Linked DNA regions of Homo sapiens: region 1 is linked to region 2. A link is a loop called in an ENCODE intact Hi-C map of the cell type or tissue named here. Cell type or tissue: mammary epithelial cell. All regions are shown on one strand.

Region 1 (8,000 bases), 48 kb after region 2:
CATTTCAGCACCTTGGCATTAAGTCCAGCATCAATTAGCTATTCTTCCTGATACTCTCCCTCCCCTCCCACTTTCCAACAGGCCTCAGTGTGGGTTGTTCTCCCACATGTGTCCATGTGTTCTTATAATTCAGCTCCCACTTATAAGTGAGGACATGAAGTGTTTGGTTTTCTGTTCCTGCATTAGTTTGCTAAGGATTATGGCTTCCAGCTCCATCCATGTCCCTGCAAAGGACATAATCTCGCTCCTTTTTAAGGCTGCACAGTATTCCATGGTGTATATGTACCACATTTTTTTTGTCCAGTCTATCACTGATGGGCATTTAGGTAAACACTCATCATTTCTAACCATCCATATGACTACTTTTTCCCTCCTAATCAATAACATACAATATAGTTTAAACCAATAAAGTGCTGGAGCCACCCTGTGCTGGCTCCCAGAACTGATTGTTAAATTTTTGTGAGCTAGTTGTTACGCACAAGCATTATTTTTAAAACTTATAATGAAATGAATTATATTAAAAACAAAAATTTCATTGGAGAAGGGATAACTTTGAACAAACAACACGGGAACAATTGGACACCAATGGGCAGAAAAATGAACCTTGATTTAAAACCTCACACCACATGAAAAATTAATTCATAATGGATCATGGATTTAAATGAAAATATAAAATTCTAAAACTTTTTATTTAAAAATAAGTGAAAATATTCAGGATGTAAATCTAAGTAAAGAGTTCTTAGACATGACACCAAAAATTGATATATGATTTATCAACATTTGAAACTTTTATGCTGCAAAAGACTCTTTTAAGAGAATGAAAAGACAAGTTACAGACTGGGAGAAAAAGCTTGCAAACCATATATCTGACAAATTTCTTACATCTCGAATATATAAAGAACTCTTAAAACTGTATAGTAAAGAAACAAACTCCAATTAGAAAATGGGTAAAAGACATGAGGAAACATTTCCCCAAAGAGGTGATACAGGTGGCAAATAAACACATAAAAAGATGTCCAACGTCGTTATCCATTAGAGAATGCAAATTAAAACCACAATGAGATATCAGCACATAGCAATTAGAACTGCTAAAATGGAAAACAGTGACAACACAAAATGCTGGTGAGAATACAGAGAAGCTTGATCTCTCATACATGATGGTGGGAAAGGAAAATAATACAGGCACTCTGGAAAATAGTTTGGAAGTTTCTTGCGCCAATCATAGGTCCCAGCAATCAGTTTTAGGCACTTATCCCAGAAAAATGAAAAGTTATATTCGCATAAAATCTATATACAAAATACACAAATGTCTATGGCAGCTCTATCCATAACAGCAAAGAACTGGAAACAACCCACATGTCTATCAATGGGTGAATGGTTAAACAAATTCTGGTTTATCTGCACAATGGAATACTACTCAGAAATAAAAGAAATGATACATGCAACTATGTAGACGAAACTAGGGTATTATTCTTAGTGAAAAAAGTCATCTCAAAAGTTAATGTACTGTATAATTTTATATTTATAACATTCTGGAAATAAAACTATGGAGATGGAGAACAGATTAGTAGTTGTGAGAGGATGGGGAGTAAGTGGTAACAATAGAAAGAGGAAGCACAGGGAGGGTGTTCCTTTATGGTGATGGGGCAGGCGAGGGGGTGCACAAGTGCAAACTCTGGTTTCTTTTTTAATTTTTATTTTTTTGTGACCATGGTGTTTTTATTTTCTACAATTATTTTTAATTTTTTAAACTTTTTAGTTTTAAAAAATTGACACATAATAATTGTACATGTTTATGGGGTACATAGTGATGTTGCAATACACATGATGGACAGTGATCAGATCAGGGTAATTGGCATACCCATCATCTCAAACATTGATCATTTCTTTGGGTTGAGACCATTCAATATCTTCATTCTAGCTATTTAAATCTATGTATTATTGTTAATTCTGTTCATATTTAACTACAGTGTTATAGGATACTCCGGTCTCTTTTTATAAGGTCACTAATCTCATCATGGGGACCCCACACTTGTGACCTCATCTAAACCTAATTACATAAATCTAATTACCTACCAAAGGAGCCTTCTCCAAATACCATCACATTGGGGGTCAGGGCTTCAACATATAGACTTGGGGACATACACGCACATATTCAGTGCATAATAGTGAAAATGTTATATAAGGCCTGCTACGGTACCTCTCTTTCCAGCTCTGCATTCAGTGATATCTCATTGGGAGCTGGAAACCAGCTGTAAGGAAGTATTATATCATAGAAATAAGCAAACACCACCAATCAGGACTTGATTTGCTATACTGTTGATTATTAGAAATGGATGGAGAAAATGTAAATATTACATATTAAACTTCAAAGTGTGCTGTGTTTGTAGACATTACATCATGAGCAGCACAAAACTGGAAAAATAGTGGTGGTCTATTATTTGAAAACTGTTATTTGATTCAGTAAGGAAGTTACTAATATTATGGAGGAGCAAATGAGGTTCCAACACAGGTCTTTTTGGTTTCACCTTCTTCTTACCTACTAAGGTAACCAAAAATACTAACCATATTATTTTGGGACTATATTCATTCATCAGTTGCACCCATAGGTTAGCTATAGATACAATAATTTGGCAAAAATCAATAAAAACATTCTTAAAGAAACGATTGGGTACATGGAATTTAGAACAAAGAATACTGAACATTTTATTGTTATTTGTAAATTATGTGCTCTTTATTGGGAAAATTAATAATAAGCTTAAACACACACCTTTTTAAATATACATTCTTGGCAGTTTAATTTTAATATTTCATTAAAATATTATCTATTATACTTTGTGTTCTGGGGTACATGTGCAGGTTTGTTACATAGGTATACACGTGCCACGGTGGTTTGCTGCACCCAACAACCTGTCATCTACATTAGGTATTTCTCCTAATGCCATCCCTCCCCTGACCCTCCCAATAACTACAGATCCAAAACAGGCCCCAGTGTGTGATGTTTCCCTCCCTGTGTCCATGTGTTCTAATTGCTCAACTCCCACTTATGAGTGAGAATGTGCGGTGTTTGGTTTTCTGTCCTTGACACACACACATTTTTAAACAGTCAGTGTTCAAATATTTACCAGCACAACACTGGCTTAAACCCAATCTTCATTTTGTTCTTCAGTGGAGACAATCACAGCTCTGCTCCTCTTTAAAGTGGTGATGGAGGTTAACTCTGTTGCATCTGGCTTTTACCTTTTGAAGCTGCCATCTTTCAGGGAGACTGATTTGATCCGTGGTTTGTTCAGATTTGTGTATTCAGAATCAATGGCCTATTACAACTGTAAACCCTGTTGACTTTACAGGAAAATGCTCTGGTTTCCCTCACAAAGAGACTCTTAACAGTGAGCTGGGTCAGTTTCAATTTGCTTGTAGTTTAGATACCAGGTTTACAAGTTTTCTAATGGCTTTTCTATTTTTTTTTTTGGTGTAACAAAATCAGAAAGCAAAGATTTCTTTATCACAGGTGGTTCGTGAGATTAGTCACATTCCTCGTCTTCACCTACTACTAAGCATTTTACACTTGCTATCCCTTGGTTGTGGCTGCGCACTTGTCAAAGAACAAACTTGTCAACTGATGTGCTGTTTGGCTTCATGCAGATATTTTTGGCCCATTCTGGCTTTTCATTCCCTATTCTATGCCCTACAACCTACACTTCTTTGGAGATTCAGTTCAGTTACCTCTACCCTTGTCTTTCCTCCTCTAACCCATTCAATCTGGAAAAAAAAATACATCCCTTTCTTTGAGTTTCCCCAAATCTAGCCAGCTCTGTCTTCTGACATCGGTCCCATCTCTCCCTTATATAACTGTTACCCATGTCTTTGGCTTAGGTTATACATTACTATCATCTCCTTGAGGGCAGAGCTCTAATTTAACTCTAAATTCCATCATAGTGACTAGTTTAATGCCTGCTCATGACAAGCACTTAAAAAATTGCTTCAATGGAACAACTGAGCTGTATGTCACCAAATGAATAAATTAGTTCATCTCTACGTGTCTCAGTTTCTTACCTATAAGTTGGGACTAAAGAATATATATTACATATAATACACATATTATATACATGTAAAATAAATATGTGGTATATGTAACTACCATTATTGGCTGTACCATTATCATGTCACTGTTCTTGATACCAGATTCATGTGTCTATGAATTATTTAGCACGGTAGAGTGCAAGAGCACTGGCCTAACAGTCAGGAGTCAGAAGATGCCAGTTCTCATCTCAGTCCTTCATACCGTGCATGACCTTGGCTTAATCAACCTCTCTGGGCTTCACTTCCCTGTGTGCAAAATGTGTGTGAAGAAATCTGTGTGAAGGTGAGGAGAAGGCTGAACTTATTGGCAGCTCTAAAGGTGTGTAATTCCACAGTACTGTGTGACAAGTCCCCTCATGCTAAGCTGGGCTTCCAGTGACAGGCAGGGCTCTGTCTTCTAGAAAGTCCTCTCTCTAAACCCACAGACTTCCTCAGCAATGGGCTAAGTACATTTTGGAGAGGCTAGCTCAGCGACAGGTGCAAAGGTACTTTCTTTCCATTTTGGTAGCTGCACTGACTAAAAAAGGGTTATTGCCTTCTTCAGTTTGTGAGCATTTAGAAGTTATAGAAAAAAACGAAAATCAGTGTCAACAAGTCCCAGAGGTGATGGGTCTAATGGTTTTTCTCCTGGTGAGTCACTGTGGGAGGGATGCCTCTCGAGTTGATCAACCTGGTGACTCTGCTCCAATTCATCCTCCCTGCAGACCCAGTATGACATAGGACTGATGACCTCAATTACAGAGGCAGGAACACAGATGCCCAGAATAACAGGGTGTCACAGCTGAAAGAGCCCTTGTCTAGTCCAAACATTTGATTTTACACATGAGGAAAACTGGAGCTCAGAGAGGCCAAAAGGACACCTCCAAGGTCACAGAGTGAGTTAGTGGAAGAGCTGGGTCTAAAAAGGGCAACTTCTGGTGTCCTGGTTTACAGCTTCCACTCCTCACGCCAGCTCTATCCATTGTGGGCCAGTGCCACTGCCAGCAAGGAACATCTCTGATGGCAAAACTGAGCCCCAAACAGGCCCAAACAGGCCATGTTCAGAACATCATCTTTCTCCTCAACCCCAGTAAGTTCTGACAGATCAAGACTGTGAGAATTGGCCTCGGGAAGAAACGAATTCCCAGTTCTTAACACTCATGAGAAGAGCAAAGCTTTGGTCTTTAATGTATGTGCCATCCCATCTTGGATGTGATTACTCTAGAGCAGTACACAACTGGTACCTCAGAAGGCATTTTTGTGTGTGATGTGTGGCTGAGCACATACCTGGCAGCACACCTCAGGGTGTGGGTTACAAGCAACAGTAGCTGTGTTTCCTGTAATGTATCTGTCAGTATTTGGATGACACCAGCTAGACCACAAGCTCTTTGAGAGAAGCACAGCCTCAGGATGGAGTTAGTACAAGACTTGGCACTTGGGAGACATCCAAAATATTGGTTAGATGAGTCCCCAAAGTGTCATTCATGCTGATGACCACAGTGTCACAGAATATTCAGTAGAATGTAAAATGGCCCAGCTATAGTTATACTTTAAGAAATGAGGATAAGCTTAGTGAGGAGTGGCTCAGAAAGAAAGCTTAAGGTTCTTGATATCTTTTTGGAGTAAAGAAATCAGATATACACTCTATCATATTCACTATGGTGGGAGTAGTTATGTGGGAGGAAGGAAAGTAGAGTGAGAAGGATATTCTTATTTATATTCTTACTTATTCCAAATATAAGGGTAAATTCTTATTTCAGTAGTTCTCTCTCTCTCTCTCTCTCTCTCTCTCTCTCTCTCTCTGTCCCCACTCCCATACCTCTCTCTCTCTCCCCACTTGAAGAAAATGATGTGCAGAATGAATTCCATTCTGGAATTCCATGCTTTTGGGACTTTGTATGAGAGCTAGTGCTGTCATTCCATCTCTCTCTCTTCCTCTTTCACTGAACGTTCTCTTTCTCTGAAGGGATGTTGGTTCTAGAGAATCAGAGGGCCCACAGCACAGCCCTGAGGAGAGAAGACAGAGCTGGCTGTTAAGCCAGATGAGCTTAAGGGAGCTAGAAGGTCTCCCGCAGCAGAGACAGTGGTAAGATCCACTTCACATCCTCTTGTGGGCCACCCACTCCCCAATCTCCCTTGCCTTAGGTTGGGATCACATGGCTAGGCCCTGATGCATGCAAAGGTGGGGGGTTTCACAAGGCACTTCTAAACCTGGCCCTTATAGACACGCCTCATGGAAACTTTTAGCTCTCTCTTTCTTGACACAGCAACCTTGCAGGCTATAAGATGGAAGAGGGCCATCTGATTCATTTTGGACTTTGAGTGTAGAATAAACTTAGTGTGTTAAACAATTCGCTCTTTGGGGTTTATTTGTTACTGAAACATAGCCTACTGTATCCTGACTTTTCTGATGTATTAAGCTCCTCTCATCTGAGGATGATAAGAAGGCAAGAATGCAGGACAGGAAACTTCTGCAGGATAAAAAAAGTTTGCATTTGTCTGGCAATCCTCTCCGGCTATCTTTCTTAGGAATATGAGTGTGTCAGCATAGGATAGAGGTATTTGAGGGGAAGTTATACATATGCCCACATTTTCTCTTCTGCTTTAAAAGTTTCCCAACGTCTTATTATTATTTTTCCTTTTATGAGACAAGGTCAAGCTCTGTCACCGAGGCTAGAATACAGCGGCGTGATCATAGCTCACTGCAGCCTTGAACTCCTGGGCTCAAGCAATCCTCCCCACTCAGTGTCCTCAGCATCCTGAGTAGCTGGGTCAATGGGCACATGCCACCACACCTAGCTAATGTAAAATTTTTTATTAGAGATGGGGTCTCTCTATGTTGCCAAGGCTGGTCTCAAACTTCTGAGCTCAAGCAATCCTCCCCCGCTCAGTCTCCCAAAGTGCTGGGATTACAGGTGTGAACCACCATGTCTGGCCTCTCAAAGTCTTAGTTTTTGTAATGTTCCTTTTGTTGTTGTTGTAGTGTATACTAGGAAAAACTTTTAAGGTGGTTTGAATGATAAACTTCCAATACTTCTGTCATTTTTAAATAATTATCATCAAATTTAAATCTGAACAGTCCGTCATTTCTAATTACTTATTTCGTTGAAAGAGCTTATTTTCTACGTGCTTTCTGCTGTATGTTAGTGGGGTAAAAAGCTCAAGATATTGCTATTAGGCTAGCATTCTTTGTATTATCATTGACCTAGATGTATAAAACATATTCACCCTAAACTTTGGTTGGTTAATGTCTAATGAAAGAAAAAAATGTATGAATTCTGGAGCTGATTGCATTTTTGTTCTCAAAGCTAATTTGCTGCTAATAAAAAAATTATTGTTATGACTTTGAATTGTCACCCACCCAGATTAGAACTATGGATGACTATAAGTCAATAACAGTTTGAGTTTTAATAAGTATGTTTCATTCGCTTAGTATTTCACAAGAAGAAATTAGAATCAGCTAATACTTTCACATACTAAAACCATATAAATCGTATCTACTTAATTTGTAATCTGGTAGGACATCAATCTATTTATTCAGGAATAGGCACACCTATTTGAAAATAGGTCAGTTACATGTATAAAAATCTGTGTGTGTTTATCCTTATATTCACAGAATGCATCATTAAATTTAGACACAAAAGCAGAAGCCCAAAATCATTTAAATTCTTAGGTGAATTAATTTAAAGTGGTAAAACTAAACAACCGCAACTCTTAAATTTATCATGTACAGACCACTCTGGACTGCTCTTGTGAAAAAGCTCATAAGGCAATTTGGGTTTGGGGCATTTTTTCTTCTTTGACTCTTCCAAATACAGCTTTGTATTAGCATGTTCAATAAAGCAAGTAACACTTCCACTGGATTACTTGGAACCATTCTTGACCCTCATTTCATTCTAGTTGGAGGTAATTACTTGCTGCTAATGCACAGTGCTAAA
Region 2 (8,000 bases):
TAAATTCCTCGACACATACACTCTCCCAAGACTAAACCAGGAAGAAATTGAATCTCTGAATAGACCAATAACAGGAACTGAAATTGTGACAATAATCAATAGTTTACCAACCAAAAAGAGTCCAGGACCAGATGGATTCACAGCCGAATTCTACCAGAGGTACAAGGAGGAACTGGTACCATTCCTTCTGAAACTATTCCAATCAATAGAAAAAGAGGGAATCCTTCCTAACTCATTTTATGAGGCCAGCATCATCCTGATAGCAAAGCCGGGCAGAGACACAACCAAAAAAGAGAATTTTAGACCAATATCCTTGATGAACATTGATGCAAAAATCCTCAATAAAATACTGGCAAAACGAATCCAGCAGCACATCAAAAAGCTTATCCACCATGATCAAGTGGGCTTCATTCCTGGAATGCAAGGCTGGTTCAATATACGCAAATAAATAAATGTAATCCAGCATATAAACAGAGCCAAAGACAAAAACCACATGATTATCTCAATAGATGCAGAAAAAGCCTTTGACAAAATTCAACAACCCTTCATGCTAAAAACTCTCAATAAATTAGGTATTGATGGGAGGTATTTCAAAATAAGAGCTATCTACGACAAACTCACAGCCAATATCATACTGAATGGGCAAAAACTGGAAGCATTCCCTTCGAAAACTGGCACAAGACAGGGATGCCCTCTCTCACCACTCCTATTCAACATAGTGTTGGAAGTTCTGGCCAGGGCAATTAGGCAGGAGAAGGAAATAAAGGGTATTCAATTAGGAAAAGAGGAAGTCAAATTGTCCCTGTTTGCAGACGACATGATTGTATATCTAGAAAACCCCATTGTCTCAGCCCAAAATCTCCTTAAGCTGATAAGCAACTTCAGCAAAGTCTCAGGATACAAAATCAATGTACAAAAATCACAAGCATTCTTATACACCAACAACAGACAAACAGAGAGCAAAATCATGAGTGAACTCCCATTCACAATTGCTTCAAAGAGAATAAAATACCTAGGAATCCAACTTACAAGGGATGTGAAGGACCTCTTCAAGGAGAACTACAAACCACTGCTCAAGGAAATAAAAGAGGATACAAACAAATGGAAGAACATTCCATGCTCATGGGTAGGAAGAATCAATATCGTGAACATGACCATACTGGCCAAGGTAACGTACAGATTCAATGCCATCCCCATCAAGCTACCAATGACTTTCTTCACAGAATTGGAAAAAACTACTTTAAAGTTCATATGGAACCAAAAAAGAGCCCGCATCGCCAAGGCAATCCTAAGCCAAAAGAACAAAGCTGGAGGCATCACGCTACCTGACTTCAAACTATATTACAAGGCTACAGTAACCAAAACAGCATGGTACTGGTACCAAAACAGAGATATAGATCAATGGAACAAAACGGAGCCCTCAGAAATAACGCCGCATATCTACAACTATCTGATCTTTGACAAACCTGAGAAAAACAAGCAATGGGGAAAGGATTCCCTATTTAATAAATGGTGCTGGGAAAACTGGCTAGCCATATGTACAAAGCTGAAACTGGATCCCTTCCTTACACCTTATACAAAAATCAATTCAAGATGGATTAAGGACTTAAACGTTAGACCTAAAACCATAAAAACCCTAGAAGAAAACCTAGGCATTACCATTCAGGACATAGGCATGGGCAAGGACTTCATGTCCAAAACACCAAAAGCAATGGCAACAAAAGACAAAATTGACAAATGGGATCTAATTAAACTAAAGAGCTTCTGCACAGCAAAAGAAACTACCATCAGAGTGAACAGGCAACCTACAAAATGGGAGAAAATTTTCGCAACCTACTCATCTGACAAAGGGCTAATATCCAGAATCTACAATGAACTCAAACAAATTTACAAGAAAAAAATAAACAACCCCATCGAAAAGTGGGCAAAGGACATGAACAGACACTTCTCAAAAGAAGACATTTATGCAGCCAAAAAACACATGAAAAAATGCTCATCATCACTGGCCATCAGAGAAATGCAAATCAAAACCACAGTGAGATACCATCTCACACCAGTTAGAATGGCAATCATTAAAAAGTCAGGAAACAACAGGTGCTGGAGAGGATGTGGAGAAATAGGAACACTTTTACACTGTTGGTGGGACTGTAAACTAGTTCAACCATTGTGGAAGTCAGTGTGGCGATTCCTCAGGGATCTAGAACTAGAAATACCATTTGACCCAGCCATCCCATTACTGGGTATATACCCAAAGGACTATAAATCATGCTGCTATAAAGACACATGCACACGTATGTTTATTGCGGCATTATTCACAATAGCAAAGACTTGGAACCAACCCAAATGTCCAACAATGATAGACTGGATTAAGTAAATGTGGCACATATATAGCATGGAATACTATGCAGCCATAAAAAGTGATGAGTTCATGTCCTTTGTAGGGACATGGATGAAATTGGAAATCATCATTCTCAGTAAACTATCGCAAGAACAAAAAACCAAACACTGCATATTCTCACTCATAGGTGGGAATTGAACAATGAGATCACATGGACACAGGAAGGGGAATATCACACTCTGGGGACTGTGGTGGGGTGGGGGCAGGGGGGAGGGATAGCATTGGGAGATATACCTAATGCTAGATGATGAGTTAGTGGGTGCAGCGCACCAGCATGGCACATGTATACATATGTAACTAACCTGCACAATGTGCACATGTACCCTAAAACTTAAAGTATAATAATTGAAAAAAAAAAAACAAACCCAAACCTGCACATTTCTGGACCAGAACCTAGATCAACCAAGTCACCATTTCCACAGCAGGAGCAAGTTTGTACCAAACCATCCCATCTCCCAAATTGTTTTAGCACATAATTAAAAGGCAGGTACATATTAGATCAGAATTAAAGTAAGTCTCTTGCCTCTTGATGAACCAGGGAAATATCTGGAAAAGTTACAAGATATTGGCCATTTAAAGGATTAAATTCAGTACCTAAATCCCTTTTTTAATTACAGAAAAGGGCCAGATTTCAGATAAAACACAACACGCTACAAGGGAAATCCCTTACTGTCCCCTATTCCAAAGCTGGGAAAGCTGCCTGTCTTCCATTTGTTTAGGTATCTAGGGAAAATATCACATTGAATCCAAAAGGTAATTTTAACCTTTTTATTTTCCTACAGTATTGGAACAAGAATAAATTGAATCTCTCTGTCTGAAAAGAGCCAGCTGTGTAAGTTTACTCCCTTTCATAGTCACCAGATCTTAGTAATAATGAAAAAATGTTGCATGGAAATGATTCTAAAATAATTTCTATTCCAGGTATGAAAACACTGCCTGTCTTCTATAACAGGCTGGCTGTTATTTACGGAAGATGGAACTTTCAAGTAGTATCCTCAGGTAGGTAATTCAAACGGCAGAAACTATTCCACATTCTGCGGTCTATAATTACAAAAGAGAGTTTCATCTTCAAACATTTCACACATATTAGTCATGGAACTTTTAATGCCTCTGGATTTTTGATGGATTACTCAATGATGGTTCAGGTTTTGCAGAAGTCTCTGGGGAATTTTAAAACTCTGAACTTAAAAAAATGTAAGTTCTAATAATGAGAAAATACCAATATGTGAGTGGCATGTAAAGGAAACTAGGCTTTCTTTTCCTGCAAATAATGCTTTACATTCTGCTTCTCAGTGACCATAATTAATCTCTTTTCCAGTCAACACAGATTTTCATTGGTTATGAAATAAGAATACATTTTGTTTGAATATACAATATAATTGTCATAAACATTTTTTCCCTTTAAAATGTCATTTATGGAGTCTTTCTTTTTTTTAATTTCACTTTTTTAGAGACAAAGTCTCACCCTGTCACCCAGGCTACAGTGCAGTGGCACAATCATAGCTCACTGTAACCTCAAACTTCTGGGCTCAAGCGATCCTCCTGCCTTAGCCTCCTGAATAGCTAGACCTCAGGAGCATGCCATCATGTCTGGCTAATTTTTTATTTTCATTTTTTGGGTATGTTTTCAGCAGTGATCCACTACTCCTGGTACCAATTTACTGTATTAGTCTGTTTTCATGCTGCTATGAAGAAATACCCAAGACTGGGTAATTTATAAAGAAAAGAGGTTTAATTGACTCGTAGTTCCGCATAGCTGTGAAGGCCTCAGGAAACTGACAATCATGGCAGAAAGCACCTCTTCGCAGGGCAGCAGGAGGGAGGATGAGTGCTGAGAAAAGGGGGAAGCCCCTTATAAAACCATCAGATCTCATGAGAAGTCACTATCATGAGAACAGCATAGAGGAAACTGCCACCATGATTCAATTATCTCCACCTGGTCTCGCTCTTAACACATGGGAATTATTACAATTTGAGGTGAGATTTGGGTGGGAACACAGAGCCAAACCATATCAGATGGGGTCTCGCTATGTTGCTCAGGTTGGTCTTGAACTCCTGGCCTCAAGTGATCCTCTGGCCTTGGCCTCTCAAAGCATTGAGATTACAGGTGTGAGCCACCATGCTCAGTATACAGTGTTTTTATGCTAGCTTCAATCTAGAACTATTAAAGTTTCAAATATAACCTGAACTATAGACATTAAGTTTTATTTCTTTAGTATAACATGGAAAGAAAACATTGGATCTTGACATGATACCCACAATAGCATTCAAAGAGTAGTAATTTGGTTGCCTGGATCTTACTTATGAGGGCTCGTCTATTAAAAGTTCTAGAAAAGTTTCAATCCATATGGCAGGATCTTCCATAATACAGCACTGCTTTGTTGGAAACTTTCTACAGAAGTTTTTCAGGTCATTTTGATTCAAAACTAGGCTCATTCATTGTTGCCATACTCCATGTTTCAAGCAAAACATTCCTTCTCAATCCCTCACAACCTTATTGAGTTCCTTCATCCTTCTGAACCATTGTTCCTAACAGTCTTCTCTTTAAATATTCATTCTACCCTGTCTTGTAACTACGAAACTGTACAAACTCTGTGTACCGCCTACATGTGAAAACTAATCCTCTATCACTCAGTTTTACTTCCCAAGTTTCTACTCAACAGGTTTATTTTTCTCTTTTTGTTTCAAAATCATCTACTATGAAAAAAGCACACAAAGAATGCATTTGTTTTGTAATCTGCACTTGGTGAGACCTCACCTTTCCTCGCTTTGCTTTACCCAGCATATTGAAACAGTAAGTGTGACAGCCAATCAACCATTTACTTTTCTCCAGGGGTTCATGTGATGTTCCTGAAACTGACCCTTCTGAGAACTCTTCTTGTTAAAATATAACACATCCTGGTACAAATCCTGGAAGATTACTCTCATGCATTAAAGTGCCATTTTCTTCCCCTTTCATCTCTGAGGATCTCACCTGCTTGAATGTTGTAATATGATTCCCACCTCACACCTTTGCAGGTTATTTTCTCACTTGGAATTCTATGGGGACACTAACACTGGAATAAGGGAAAAGATAAAATATATTCAGTGCCTGTATTTTCCAGAGCGACTCCCTGACAATGCCAGCCTCCTTCCAACTGTACATACTGAAAGGAGTTCCACAGCTGTTTCTAAAATTTAAGCCTCCTGGCCTCAGCTCTGCAAATATGCACTCCTTAACACTTGTGCAGAATGGTTACAATCTTGTTTCGAACTTGAGCTAATAGTTGTTAACGTTTGTGCAAACCAGCAAGCCTTGCTTTTCCTTCCATTTAACCTGCAGATTATTGCAACTGCAAGCAGGATAGGATTTCATCCACAAACATATTCAACAGTATATTAGAAATGTACATGTTTAACACTATGCTGCATTAGATTGTGAGTTGTTTTGATGGCAAGAAATACATACATCTCATTCTTGTTTGCGTCCTGGAAGTTTTTTGCATGTCTGGCGCATAGTAGGCACTTAATACATCTCTGTTGTGAGGGACAAGATGTGATCACTGCCTTACACGGGCACAGAGTCACAAACTCTGATACACAAGAGTCCCCATAAATGTAGGAGAGGTCACTGGGGATGGGGAACTCCAACTGGTCTGGCTAAGGGTTAGAAGACAGGGGTTCAAGACCTAGTTCTGTCATAAGTTAGCTGTGCAACTTTGCACAAGTTGGTTAGCCTCTCCAAGTCTCAGTTTCTTCTTCTACAGACTGGTATGGGGGACAATCATGCTTGTCACCTTTATAATGAGGCCATGTTTGTGAAAGTTCTTTGTAAATTATAAAGGTGTCTATAACACTGCAACATGATTGAGCCACAGTTACTAAGAGAACTTCCAAAGGTAGTAATGTCTAATGGTCTCTCTCCTTTAGCCATTCATTTGATAAAAATGTTTTCATCTCCTCTTCGGCTCCATGCTAGTCGTGGGAATGAAATGGTGAGCCAAAAGATACATAGTCCCTTTCTTCATAAACCCCACAGTCTCACAGAAGACACAGATATACACTGAACAAATACACAAATAAATGTCAGGTAGGAATGTTGGTAATAACTACATTACCCAAAACGGAGGTTCTAAGTGTGTGCTGATGGTTTTAAATAAATATTAATAATACAAATATTATATTATTATGTCATATTAATAATATAAATACATAGAAATGTTACACATATATAACACACAAATAATTCACATTATTTTTTTTCATTAAAATTTAACTCTAGGAGAGAGACAGAAAGCTGAGAAAAGGAGAGAGAGAGAGGAAGGAGAGACTGATTTTAAAAGTACCTGTAACTTGTCCGTCAATAAGATAGTCTGAGGAGAGTCTATGACTCTGCTCTTCCCTCACGCACTGCCTGGCAGACTTCCTGCCTTTCAATGCCATTCTGAAGGTGATTCCTAATATTTAAAGAGACACGGTCTCATTCTGTCACCCAGACTGGAGTGCAGTGTCATGATCATAGCTCACTGCAGCCTCAAACTCCTGGGCTCAAATGATCCTTCTGCCCCAGCCTCCCAAGTATCTGGGACTACAGGCATGTGCCACTGTGTCCAGCTAATTCTTAAAGTTTTTATAGAGATGAGGTCTTGCTATGTTGCCCAAGCTGGTCTTGAACTCCTGACCTCTATCCATCCTCCCACCTTGGCTTCCTAAAGTGCTGGGATTACAGGTGTGAGCCACTGCGCCCAGCCAAAACATATTAAATTTTATATAATGTAAACCTAAATGCAATCTGACTACTTAATCTGCTGCTCAATCCAAGAGACAGTGATCTATACCAATGGAAGGTGATTTATGAATTCTGGAGGGTAATTCTGATTATATGTAATTTTCTCCTTAAAGCTGACCTTAGAAACAACTTCAGTCTGGAAGTGCATGAAAGAGGTTGGTGTTTGAGCCCGGATAGACAAGAAACTAGTCTCCTTAGGTCTCTAGTCTTGTCATAAGCCCATAATTCTACAGGGGCAGATACTACGTTTCTAATAATCTCCTCTAGAGTTTGGGACAAGAGGACAGCAAAAAATAATGCAGAACTTTGCTGCTTTCAACTGGTTATTGTCCTGTGTTTTTCTCTTGACATTGCAGAAAATTATTGCTGTGGTCTGGGGCAGTATGGAGATATTCCTGAATCCCCTTCTGTTGGCGACCCATAATAGCAACCCAATGACACTCTAATTTCTAAAAGGTAACACACAAGTTATCCAAAATTGAGGTTTTAAGTGTGGGCTCGGGGTCTTTAATACATGTCATTCATATTCTTCTTTCTCTTTCATTAAAATGAAACTTCAGAAAAGACATGCATCTCATTTAACAAGAGGCCAAATATAAATAACTCCTGAGAAACTTTGGTTAATCCATAACTTATCCCAGGCTATGTCATTTCGAATCTAGTTGTGAATGTTTCAGCCACAGAAAAATTCTCACCTTACTCAGTACAACAAAGTCATTTTGGAAAGAGAGCCAATGACCAAATTAATTCTTTTATGGAGCTGTCTGATTTGATTAAGTTGTTATACCGCATTTTAAAACTCATTAACATGAACTATCAAGCCATTTTGTAAGT

What was found. A loop is a pair of places that touch in the nucleus more often than their neighbours do. Peaks named below come from ENCODE experiments on the same cell type or tissue, not always from the same donor. Only the 100,000 strongest peaks of a DNase experiment are listed, where the experiment ranks them.
Region 1: a loop joins it to region 2, with 4 times the contacts of the local background. A loop is called at or near these places in 2 of 110 quality-filtered maps.

The regions. Positions count from the first base shown.
Region 1 is chr1:76,946,453-76,954,452 of GRCh38, reverse strand. The region is part of intron 2 of ST6GALNAC5 (ST6 N-acetylgalactosaminide alpha-2,6-sialyltransferase 5); the gene reads right to left. Among named protein-coding and RNA genes, the nearest start is that of ST6GALNAC5, 83 kb to the right of the region's middle. In mammary epithelial cell, no CTCF peak of the experiment used is centred here; a DNase peak (open chromatin) is centred at 4,732; H3K27ac peaks cover 343 bases.
Region 2 is chr1:76,994,244-77,002,243 of GRCh38, reverse strand. The region is part of intron 2 of ST6GALNAC5 (ST6 N-acetylgalactosaminide alpha-2,6-sialyltransferase 5); the gene reads right to left. Among named protein-coding and RNA genes, the nearest start is that of MIR7156, 62 kb to the left of the region's middle. RefSeq lists an enhancer at 2,877-4,076. In mammary epithelial cell, no CTCF peak of the experiment used is centred here; a DNase peak (open chromatin) is centred at 3,413; H3K4me3 peaks cover 814 bases; H3K27ac peaks cover 3,940 bases.